2 separate regions of the Homo sapiens genome follow, and region 1 is linked to region 2. Evidence: chromatin contacts called from ENCODE Hi-C data. All regions are on one chromosome and are shown on one strand. Each heading gives the region's core, a stretch centred on a gene start or an enhancer-like site at or near the end of the contact. The rest is flanking DNA. Distances are from core to core; before and after follow the strand shown.

Evidence for each region. Hi-C counts contacts between places; a loop is a spot of excess contacts on that map. Pooled maps may share reads with other maps.
Region 1: a map of chondrocyte shows a loop between it and region 2 (4-fold over the local background). The contact joins the promoter of RUSF1-DT here to the enhancer-like site in region 2. A Hi-C loop is called at or near these places in 1 of 168 maps with a recorded cell type or tissue (chondrocyte) and 12 of 50 pooled maps.

What each region holds. Positions count from the first base shown.
Region 1 is chr16:31,504,957-31,510,003 of GRCh38, reverse strand. RUSF1-DT (RUSF1 divergent transcript) reads right to left here and starts at 1,540. Exons shown (of 2, transcript NR_186401.1): 1 at 968-1,540; 2 at 438-831. It overlaps RUSF1 (RUS family member 1), which reads left to right and starts at 1,613. Exons shown (of 13, transcript NM_022744.4): 1 at 1,613-1,930; 2 at 2,126-2,240. The coding sequence starts at 1,631. RefSeq lists enhancers at 1,063-1,632, 1,197-1,911, 1,912-2,627 and silencers at 1,733-1,782, 1,843-1,902.
Region 2 is chr16:30,995,878-31,000,996 of GRCh38, reverse strand. STX1B (syntaxin 1B) reads left to right here. Exons shown (of 10, transcript NM_052874.5): 4 at 1-69; 5 at 3,422-3,495; 6 at 3,938-4,046; 7 at 4,241-4,314. Among named protein-coding and RNA genes, the nearest start is that of STX1B, 12 kb to the left of the region's middle. RefSeq lists enhancers at 1-9, 10-510 and a silencer at 3,553-3,622. Within about 2 kb of position 3,761, at least 24 of the 41 ENCODE cell types and tissues checked have a DNase peak (open chromatin) inside an H3K27ac peak, as active enhancers do.

The DNA of each region.
Region 1 (5,047 bases), core at 291-2,790, 510 kb before region 2:
TTCCAAAAGACCAAGACCCTTGTTTGTTTTTGCTCACTATCCCAATGAGCACATAGGTAGCAACAGGTATTTGTAGAAGAAACTGGCAAACCATTGGTAAAAAAGAGATAACAAACACGGAGTTAATGACAACTGCACGGTTCAAGCGATTTTCTTGCCTCCGCCTCCCGGATAGCTGGGATTATGGCCACACCACCCCCACGCCCAGCTAATTTTTGTATTTTTAGTAGAGATGGGGTTTCAACATGTTGGCCAGGCTGGTCTTAAACTCCTGACCTCAAGTGATCCACCTGGCTCGACTTCCCAAAGTGCTGGAATTACAGGCGTGAGCCACCACGCCCAGCCCAAGGATCACTTTTGAGGCCAGGAGTTTGAGAGCAGCCTGGGCAACATAGGGAGGCCCTGCCTCTATTTAAATAAATATGTTTTTAAAGTACTTAGTCTTCAAACCTTGTTTTATTTTTGTCCTCTATTCAAACCAGTACCTGAATTTAGACAACATTACAGAAATGTTGTGATTAGGCCATTTGTATTTTGAAACCCGAAATTTAAAGAAAAAAAAAAAGAAAAGAAAAGAAGTGTTCAAGTTTATCTCAGTCAGAGAGAGACTGTGTTTGTGTGAGATAAGGCGAAGTGGGGTAGAAGGGCCTTCCAGGATTAAGTCCACGAGGAAGGTGACGGTTTGGGAGAATCTGAAGTTTCAAATAAGGAGTTGTCGGTTGGGATCAAACTGTGGGGATCCAAGAATGCCAGGCTAAGAAACCAGGATATTTTATTTTCTGATAAAAAGAGGATGCTTTTTTGGCAAATTTCTGCTTCGGAGTGAAGATGCTGCACTAGATGGGAAGGAGAAGAGGAGAAATGGAAAGAAGAAAAGGTGAGTTCCAAGGACAGAAACACTCCCTCTTTGGACTCCCCCCAATTTCATGGACTCTCTCCCGCAAAAAAACACACAAGAACTTCCTGCCTTGTTTCCTTGTTTTGTGACATCATTGCAATCTCTTGATTTTTTTCATCCCTCGGATTCCTTAGCATCCTTCAAAAGTAATGTTCCTGCAGTCTCGCAGAAGGCCGAAGGATGGAGAATTTCTAGTCCAGGCCAGGGACACTCAGAAGAGAGAAAAAAAAAAGAACAAAAAAAGACCCAAGCAGCTTCACAGGGCCTCATCTGGTCCAATTTCTTCTCATGATGCATTCATTCACTCATAAATATCTTTTGAGCACCTACTATGTGTTGGGTAGATCTAGGGATAAAATCAGGGTTAAAAATACAGTCGCTGGTCTCACAGCAAAAAAGGCACCTGAGGCCCAGAGAGGGCCACTGACTTGCCAAAAGTCACAAGCTAAAACTTCTGTGGCCGAACCGCGTCTCGAACACAACTGGCGGAGGCCCACGGCGCCTGCAGCCCAGCTGCAGAATGCTACAAAGCAACGGGGGCCGGTGCCGGGGCGTCCGAAGCAGCGCCGAGGCCGGAGAGAGCGACAGTCAGTTTCCTAACTGCGCGGCGGACGCCGAGGCCGGCGCCTGTTCTTGAAAGATGTCCCTCTGCAGCCGCGGTAGCCCAGCCGGAAGTGCCGCCTGCCACGTCCACCGTGCGGCAGGGGCGGGGCTGGGATCCAAAAGCTCGGCATGGCTGACGACGCGGGTTTGGAGACCCCGCTGTGTTCCGAGCAGTTCGGCTCCGGGGAGGCACGGGGCTGCCGCGCCGCCGCGGACGGGAGCCTGCAGTGGGAGGTCGGGGGCTGGCGCTGGTGGGGGCTCTCCAGGGCCTTCACGGTCAAACCTGAAGGACGAGATGCGGGCGAAGTGGGGGCTTCCGGGGCCCCCTCACCGCCCCTCTCCGGGCTCCAGGCCGTGTTCCTGCCTCAGGGCTTCCCTGATAGCGTCAGCCCGGACTACTTGCCCTACCAGCTGTGGGATTCCGTGCAGGTCAGCTCGGTCGTCTGGGGCAGAGGACAGTGCAGGCCACTCCTCCCTCCCCAATAATGGACGGGTGACTGAGACTCGGAGCCCGGGGGGCGGGGGGTCTGACATGCCTCATACACCAAGAACAAGAACAGATGAAGGCACTTAGACCGCCACGCTCCTACGCCCGCTTCTCACCCTACTTGTTTTCTTCTCCAGGCGTTTGCTTCCAGCCTCTCCGGCTCCCTAGCCACCCAGGCAGTCTTGCTGGGCATAGGGGTGGGGAACGCAAAAGCCACTGTTTCAGCTGCCACGGCCACCTGGCTCGTGAAAGGTGAGCTGCACCCCTGGAGCCTCACGTATTGCTGCTTTCAGCCCTGCTTTCGCTGGGCTCTTATGTGTATATATGTATGGACTCGTGCCCCATTAGGTAGAATTCAGGCAGGTCTCCCCAGTGATTAGAGTGGTGCTTTGTAACCCAGTCTTACTTCCCACATCTGGAAGACCCTCATCCCACTCACCAGCCTAGCAGCCGCACTCCATTCCCCACACAGACTTCTGAGTCTCAATCATCTGGATCCCAAATCCCGTCCCCTCCCCTTTATCCCTATTCTCTTTGTGGAAGATTGCATAAGAATGCAATTGATGGAATAAAACTGCCAGCTGCCCAGGATAGGGGAAATTGGTGAGCTCCAGAAAAAAAAGATATAGTTGGTCCTGAGAAGGAGAGAGGAGAGCCTGGAAAGAATGGAAGGTATTGTGTATGCTCTGGGATACCAGATGATGCTGTAAATAATAGAGTGACTATCTGCTGAATATGTACAGCTTTTAAAAAATTGTTTAAGGAAAAAAAATACAGTTTGGTACCATGCCACCCAGAGAGGGAAATAGAACAGAAAAGGGAAATTGTTACATGTTCTACACGAGGAGGCCCCATGGCTTTTGCCACTGTCCTTTGTCTTTCACTACTGCTCGCAGGGGATATTTATTAGGCTGGTGCAAAAGTAATTGCGGGGTTTCTTTGTCGTTATTGCCATTAAAGGTAATGGAAAACCCGCAATTACATTTGAGCCAACCTAATAGATCTAAGGAAAAGCGCTTTCCATTCGTAGCATCAGTCTGGCCACATCCCTTGTGAGCCTCTCTGGATTTTTTTGAGAAAACAGGAGCTTCCTGTTTACACCTTTACCATTAAGACTGAGAAAACTGGGCCGGGCACGGTGGCTCACGCCTTTAATCCTCGTACTTTGGGAGGCTGAGGCATCCTGGGCAACATAGGGAGACCCCCATCTCTATTTTTTTTTTTCCAGACTCGTAGTCTCACTGTCACCCAGGCTGGGATGCAGGAGTGCAGTGGCACAATCTCAGCTCACTGCAGCCTCCTCCTCCCGGGTTCAAGCGATTCTCCTGCCTCAGCTTCCCAAGTAGCTGGGATTACAGGCATGTGCCACCCTGCCCCGCTAATTTTTTGTATTTTTAGTAGAGACAGAGTTTCACCATGTTGGCCAGGCTGGTCTCGAACTCCTGACTTCGGGTGATCCATTCGCCTCAGCTTCCCAAAGTGCTGGGATTATAGGCGTGAGCCACTGCGCCCGGCTTGTTGGCCGTATTTTTGGAATGCATTTGGAGCTTGGGTCAGTAGTTTTTGTTTTCATGTGATGTCACCAACATGTTGCCTATACAGATTGAATATCCCTTATCCAAAATGCTTGCAACCAGAAGTGTTTTGGATTTTGGAATTTTTTTTGGATTTTGGAATATCTTCATGTATATAATGAGATTTGTTGGGGATCAGACTCAAGTCTAAACATGAAATTCGTTTATGTTTCATATATACTTTATACACATACCTTAAAGGCAGTTTTATACAGTATTTTCAATGGTGTGCATGAAACAAAGTTTGTGTTCATTGATCCATCAGAAAGCAAAGATGTCACTGTCTCAGCCACACGTGGACAATCTGGTTGGTTAGCGTCCCCATCGTTCCTGACTCTGAATGTATATGCTACCAAGAAGCAGTCATTTTCTTATACCTATTCACACAGAAGTACTTAACAGTATAAAACATGATATACCACTAATACAGTGAGAAATTGTGTGTTCAGGGTAACTAAGCAGCACAGCAGATCACCAGAACACCTGTATCAGCTTCTGAACCATAGCAGCAGCAACAAAAACGGCAGGCTGTCAGTCTTCAGCTGTTTTGGTGAAAAGGTTACTGGACACCATATTTTATTTTTTTAAGGTGAGAAGAAACATTAGAAGCAGTTGAAGGACAGGAAGCGGGTCCTCTAGGGATGAGGAAGTGTTCTGCTGGATGGCTTTTTAAAATGTTTCCTCCAGAGTCATTTGCCTCATTAACTGTGGTTTCTATCTTAGAAGTCTCTCTTGGATTCTATAAACTGCCTGATTTCTTGTTCCGTTATGAATGTATGCTGCTCTAGTGCCACAGTAATCCCCTCCCACATCCTCACCGTGCTGTCTATAGGCACTTTTTCTGTAGTGGTAACAGTATCCTCTTCATTGTCACTGTTACCATGATTGCCTTGATTCAGAACTGAAGGAGGCCAGCCCTTCCACACTGTGGGTATTTCTCATCAGGTGGGACGAGAGACTGAGAAAAGAAATAAGACACAGAGACAGAGTATAGAGAAAGAACAGTGGGCCCAGGGGACCGGCACTCAGCATGCGGAGGACCAGCACCAGCACTGGTCTCTGAATTCCCTCAGTATTGATTACTATTTTCACTATCTCGGCAAGGGGAATGCGGCAGGAGAACAGGGTGATAGTGGGGAGAAGGTCAGCAGGAAAACATGCGAGCAAAGGAATCTGTCACAAATAAGTTCAAGGGAAGGTACTGTGCCCGGATGTGCACGTAGGCCAGACTTATGCTTCTCTCCACCCAGACATCTCAGTGTAGCAGAGTAGCAGAGCAGCATTGCCGCCAGCATATCTCTCCTAATCCTCCTCAGCACAGACCCTTTACAGGTGTCGGGCTGGGGAACAGTCAGGTCTTTTCCTTCCCACGAGGCCACATCTCAGGCTGTCTCAGTAGGGGGAAGCCTTGGACAGTATCCAGGCTTTCTTGGGCAGAGGTCCCTGTGGCTTTCCACAGTGCATTGTGCCCCTGGTTAATCGAGA
Region 2 (5,119 bases), core at 2,512-5,011:
AACAGGAGCTGGAGGATCTCACTGCAGACATCAAGAAGACGGCCAACAAGGTTCGGTCCAAATTGAAAGGTGAGGAGTACAATCCCTCAACCAGGAAGGAAAAGAATTGTGGGTGGAGCATGGTGGCTCAGGCCTTTGGGAGGGCGAGGCGGGGCCAATTGCTCAATCCCAGGAGTTCAACACCAGCCTGGGCAACATGGCAAAACTCTGTCTCTACAAAAAATACAAAAATTAGCTGGGCCAGTTTGGGAGGCCGAGGCGGGTGAATCACGAGGTCCGGAGTTCAAGACCAGCCTGGCCAAGATGGTGAAACCCCATCTCTACTAAAAGCACAAAAATTAGCTGGGTGTGGTGGCGGGCGCCTGTAATCCCAGCTACTCAGGAGGCTGAGGCAGAGAATTGCTTGAACCCGGGAGGTGGAGGTTACAGTGAGCTGAGATCGCGCCACTGCACTACAGTCTGGGTGACAGAGAGAGACTCTGTTTCAAAAAAAAAAAATTAGCTGGGCATGGTAGTACGTGCCTCTGTTCCAACTACTTGGGAGGCTGAGGCACAAGAATCGCTTGAGCCCAGGGGGTCGAGGCTGCAGTGAGCCGAGATCATGCTGCTGTACTCCAGCCTGGGTTACAGATAGAGACCCTGTCTCAAACAAAAAAAAAAAAAACAAAAAACAAACAAACAAAAAAAAAGGGACTGGGCGTGGTAGCTCATGCCTATAATCCCAGAACTTTGGGAGGCCAAGGTGGGTGGATCACCTGAGGTTAGGAGTTCAAAATCCTAACCAAATCCTGGCCAAAATGGTGAAACCCCATCTGTACTAAAAATACAAAAATTATCCGGGCATGGTGGCAGGCGCCTGTAATCCCAGCCACTTGGGAGGCTGAGGCAGGGGAATCACTTGAACCCGGGAGGCAGAGGTTGCAGTGAGCCGAGATCGCGCCACTGCACTCCAGCCTGGGTGACAGAGCAAGACTCTTTCTCAAAAAAAAAAAAAAAGAACTTTGCCATCCATTGAGCAAAACAGGCCTTTCTCTAAGGAATTTCTACAAAGTTCCAGGAGCCAGATTATTAAACAGTCAGAAAGCACAAAACCCCAGCTTTCCCCCTTGCTCCAGTTCTTTGGAGAAAGATATATGATAGGAAATGAGGGAAAGGAGACTGTCTAAATTGCATCTGAGCCCTGCTGGTTCCACCAGCATGAAGGTTCACCAGAAAAAGGTGATCTTCCGAGTGGCTTCGATTTCATTAAGTCCTCATCTCTCCTGAGCAGGCCCCCGGCATGGCACAGAGCACCCAGTGGGTGGGCCCAGCAAATGCCTCTGAATCGGTATCCTTGGCTCAGGACAGATTGGACTTGTGTGGCTGACATCAGGGGCTGGCGAGCTTTCAAGAGGGACTTGCCAAATGTTCATTTATTCACTCTAATTTAAGGACTTGGGTGCTGGTAATAACCACCTTCCCCCAAAGCACCGTGGGTTGGGAACCTCCTTGTCTGCTCATACCAGGGAAATAGCAGTGTTACTGGCATGCTGTTTTGCATGCTCCTGGTAAGTCAGTATCAGAAAACATATGCTGAGCACCTCCAATGTCCGAGGCACATTGCTAGGCTTTGGGGAAGAGGAGCTATATCAGCTACCTGGCCTGGAGAACACTGACCTTGGCCCAGAGAGAGAAGGGTAGTAACTCCATGCCCTCTGGACTGGAGGGGAGGCCATATGTGAGCCTCAGATGTGGATTTGTAAAAACAAGCCCTTTGTACTCAGGAGAGTCTGCTGGATGGAAACTGTCTGAATCTGGGAGCATGTTAAGTGCAAATCCAGGCAGACAGAGTCTAACCTCCACCATCAGCTCACCCTGGACAAGTCCCCTACTCTCAGCTTCCTTATCAGTACAGTAAGACAAATGAAAGCAATTTCAAAATTAGCTTGTTTTGGGGGTGGGGGGTGGAGGGCATCAAAATACTTTTTTTTCCAAAGTCATACAAAGAATCCCAATATATAAAACATAAAAGTCAGGTTGTTCTAGCTGAGCTGGAGCTGGGAGCACCTACCTGCCTGACCTCTCTTCATTCTCTGCAACAGCCCCTGAAATTCCTTCTCAGAAACAAGGTTCCTGCTGGCAGTTTAAAATCCCCTGGGCTCAATGGTTTCTCTAGGTCCATCAAGCCTTGACCTTGAACACTCTCTGTAAGACCCTGGGGAGGGCTCTGTGGGTGAGGGGTTCAGGAATAGACCAAGAAAGAAGCTGGAAAAGTGGCCGTGGTTTAGAGAAGCTGACCTTTCAGACCTCCAGGAAAGGAGAGAGGATTCTCTTAGTCCTCTTCCAGCTGGTGGCATGAGCTCAGGCTTTGGGTGTGACCTTGAGTGAGTGGTTTTGCCCACTGGAAACTGAGTTTCTAGTCTAAAACATGAGCTGATATCACTGAACTCCCAGGAATGTTGTAAAAAGTCAATGAGATCCTGTAAGAGACCCCTCCCTCCGGACTTGACCCCAGCCCCAAGGCTGACAGTCGGGCCCCAATCTGGGCCAGCCGATTCCAATATCCCTGGGCCATGTGTTGCTGAGCCAGAGCTGTCACTCAATCGGGGGAGCCTTGGGGTGCCATCCGGCCCCGTACCTCCCCCACTGCCAACAGAACGGAGGAGTGAGGCTCTTAGGAATGGCCTGGAGGCTGGTGAGGTCTGAGAGGGCCGGTGATTCATCCCTGCTGCATTTTCTGATCTCACCGAGGTAGATTTTGCCACAATCTCTTTTTTAGAAAATCGGAACGATAGTGTCAGGAGTGCTTGATCCAGAAGCAGGAATCTCAGTTAATCTGTGCACTTTTCCAGAACGTCCTTCAGAAGTGGGAATTCCCGGATCGGGGATCACCTTACAGGGCAGGGAGAGGGCTGCTTTCTCCCTTGGAATATCCATGTGTTTGCCCTTGAATTCCCCTGGGAAAGAGGGGCCACTAGAACCTGATCCACCTGGAGGTGACTGCCTTCCATCAGAAAAAAGGCAGGCTGTGTTCTTGCCCCCTGTCCAGAGGCTGTAGGAAGTAGGGAGCACCCCACATACATGGCCCCTTCACGCGGGCTGGGCCGGCACGCCCTCATGGAGTTGGACAGGAATTACCACTGATGGGACTTTCCAAGACCCAGTTCTGCCACTAGAACAAATAGCCCCCTTCTGTCTGGTGACCCTCTGACCCTCAGTATCCCTTCCTGCCTGCCTTCGGAACCCCCTCAAACGTCTGTTCGTCTGTTTATCTGCTGGCTCCTAACACCACCCTGGGGCACCGCTGCCCGCAACTCGCCCTGGGGATGACGTTTCTCCCCGGGCCTGGCGCTGCCGCGGGGTGTTGACCATTCGTACGCCCCGGACCCTCGCCCCATGTGCCCCGGGTCTCCCGCCCATCGCTGCGCCCTCTCTCCCGCAGCGATCGAGCAAAGCATTGAACAGGAGGAGGGGCTGAACCGTTCCTCCGCGGACCTGCGCATCCGCAAGACCCAGGTAGGAGGCGGCAGCCCATTGGGGGTCGGGTCGGGACCCAGCTCGGGAGGAGCCCAGGCTGGAGGCCGGCGGGCCAGGGCCAAGCACCGGCGGGGGCGTGGTCAGGGAGGGCTGGGGCGGGGCTCTGGGGGCGAGGCTAGAGCGGGCGGGGCCCTGGGCGGGGCTCTCGGGGAGGGCGGGGTCGAGCCGCATCTCAGCGCAGTAGCAGTGTCTCTAGCTGGTGTTGGCCTAAGATGGGGGTGCCGGGCGGGTAGGGAACCATGAACTTGTCAGGGTTTGGGATCGCGGCCAGAGCTGAAGAAGGGACCGTAAACTAATTCAGCGCTTCCTCCTTATTCCGCCCATGCACTGCCTCCTCACCTGCCTCGGTCTCTGCTCCCTGACTCCCTCCCTGATCCCTGACTACCTCCCTGATCCGTCTGTCCCCCCACCCCCACCGTAGCACTCCACACTGTCCCGGAAGTTCGTGGAGGTAATGACCGAATATAACGCGACCCAGTCCAAGTACCGGGACCGCTGCAAGGACCGGATCCAGCGGCAACTGGAGATCAGTGCGTGTGCCCCCCACCCCAGGACCCCGAACTCCTTGAGGCTGCCCAAGCCCCCTTCCAGGCATTTCCTCTCTGGAGGGGGCCCCTGGCTTAAGGCGGCGTGGGAGGGTGGGCCCCAGGTCCCCGCCCCATCACCCCACCTCAGGCCCCCAGGCTGTCCCAGCCCCCGAGCAGGGAGTCCTTTCTTCCCGCAGCTGGAAGGACCACCACCAACGAAGAACTGGAAGACATGCTGGAGAGCGGGAAGCTGGCCATCTTCACAGATGACGTGAGCCGCGGGTGGGGCGGGCTCTGCTTTTGGAAAATTTTTGCCTCCCCTCCCTAAGTTCAGGTTGAACTAAGGTCCTAAGTCCACCCTGGAAAAATGAGCAGCGGGAAGCCTGAGCCGGGAACTGGGGAATTCCATGGGAGCGGAGCAGGAAGGCACCCCCATCAGATGACGGAGTCGTTCGTGTGCCAGGCACTGTTCTAAGCACTTTCCATCTTCACATTCACCCACCAACTCATTTAATACTCACACATCCCCTTCGAGGAAACCCCATTTCACAGATGAGGAAAACTGGCCCAGAGAGATGAAATCACTTGGCAAGATCTCAGAGCGAGGGAGAGGGCCAGGACTTGAATCCTGTCTAGTTTCAGAGTCAGAACTCTCGAGCCCTAGGATACACGACATACTCTGCTACTGAAGCAAGTCGTTTCACCAGAGAACTGATTTGCCTACATTAAAAGAAATTTTTTTTAATTAAAAAAAACTTTTTTTCTTTTTTTTTTCTTCAAGACGGAGTTTTGCTCTTGTCACCCATGCTGGAGTACAGTGGCGAGATTTCAGCTCACTGCAACCTCCGCCTCCTGTGTTCAAGCGATTCTCCTGCCCCAGCCTCCCGAGTAGCTGGGATTACAGGCGCCCACCACTCGGCCTAAAAAAACCTTTTTTTGTAGAGATGGGGGGTCTTCCTCTGTTGCCCAGGCTGGTCTCAAACTTCTGGGCTCGAATAATCTGCCTGCCTCAGCCTCCCAAAGTGCTGGGATTACAGACGTGAACCACCGAATCCAGCCTAATTTGCCTACATTTT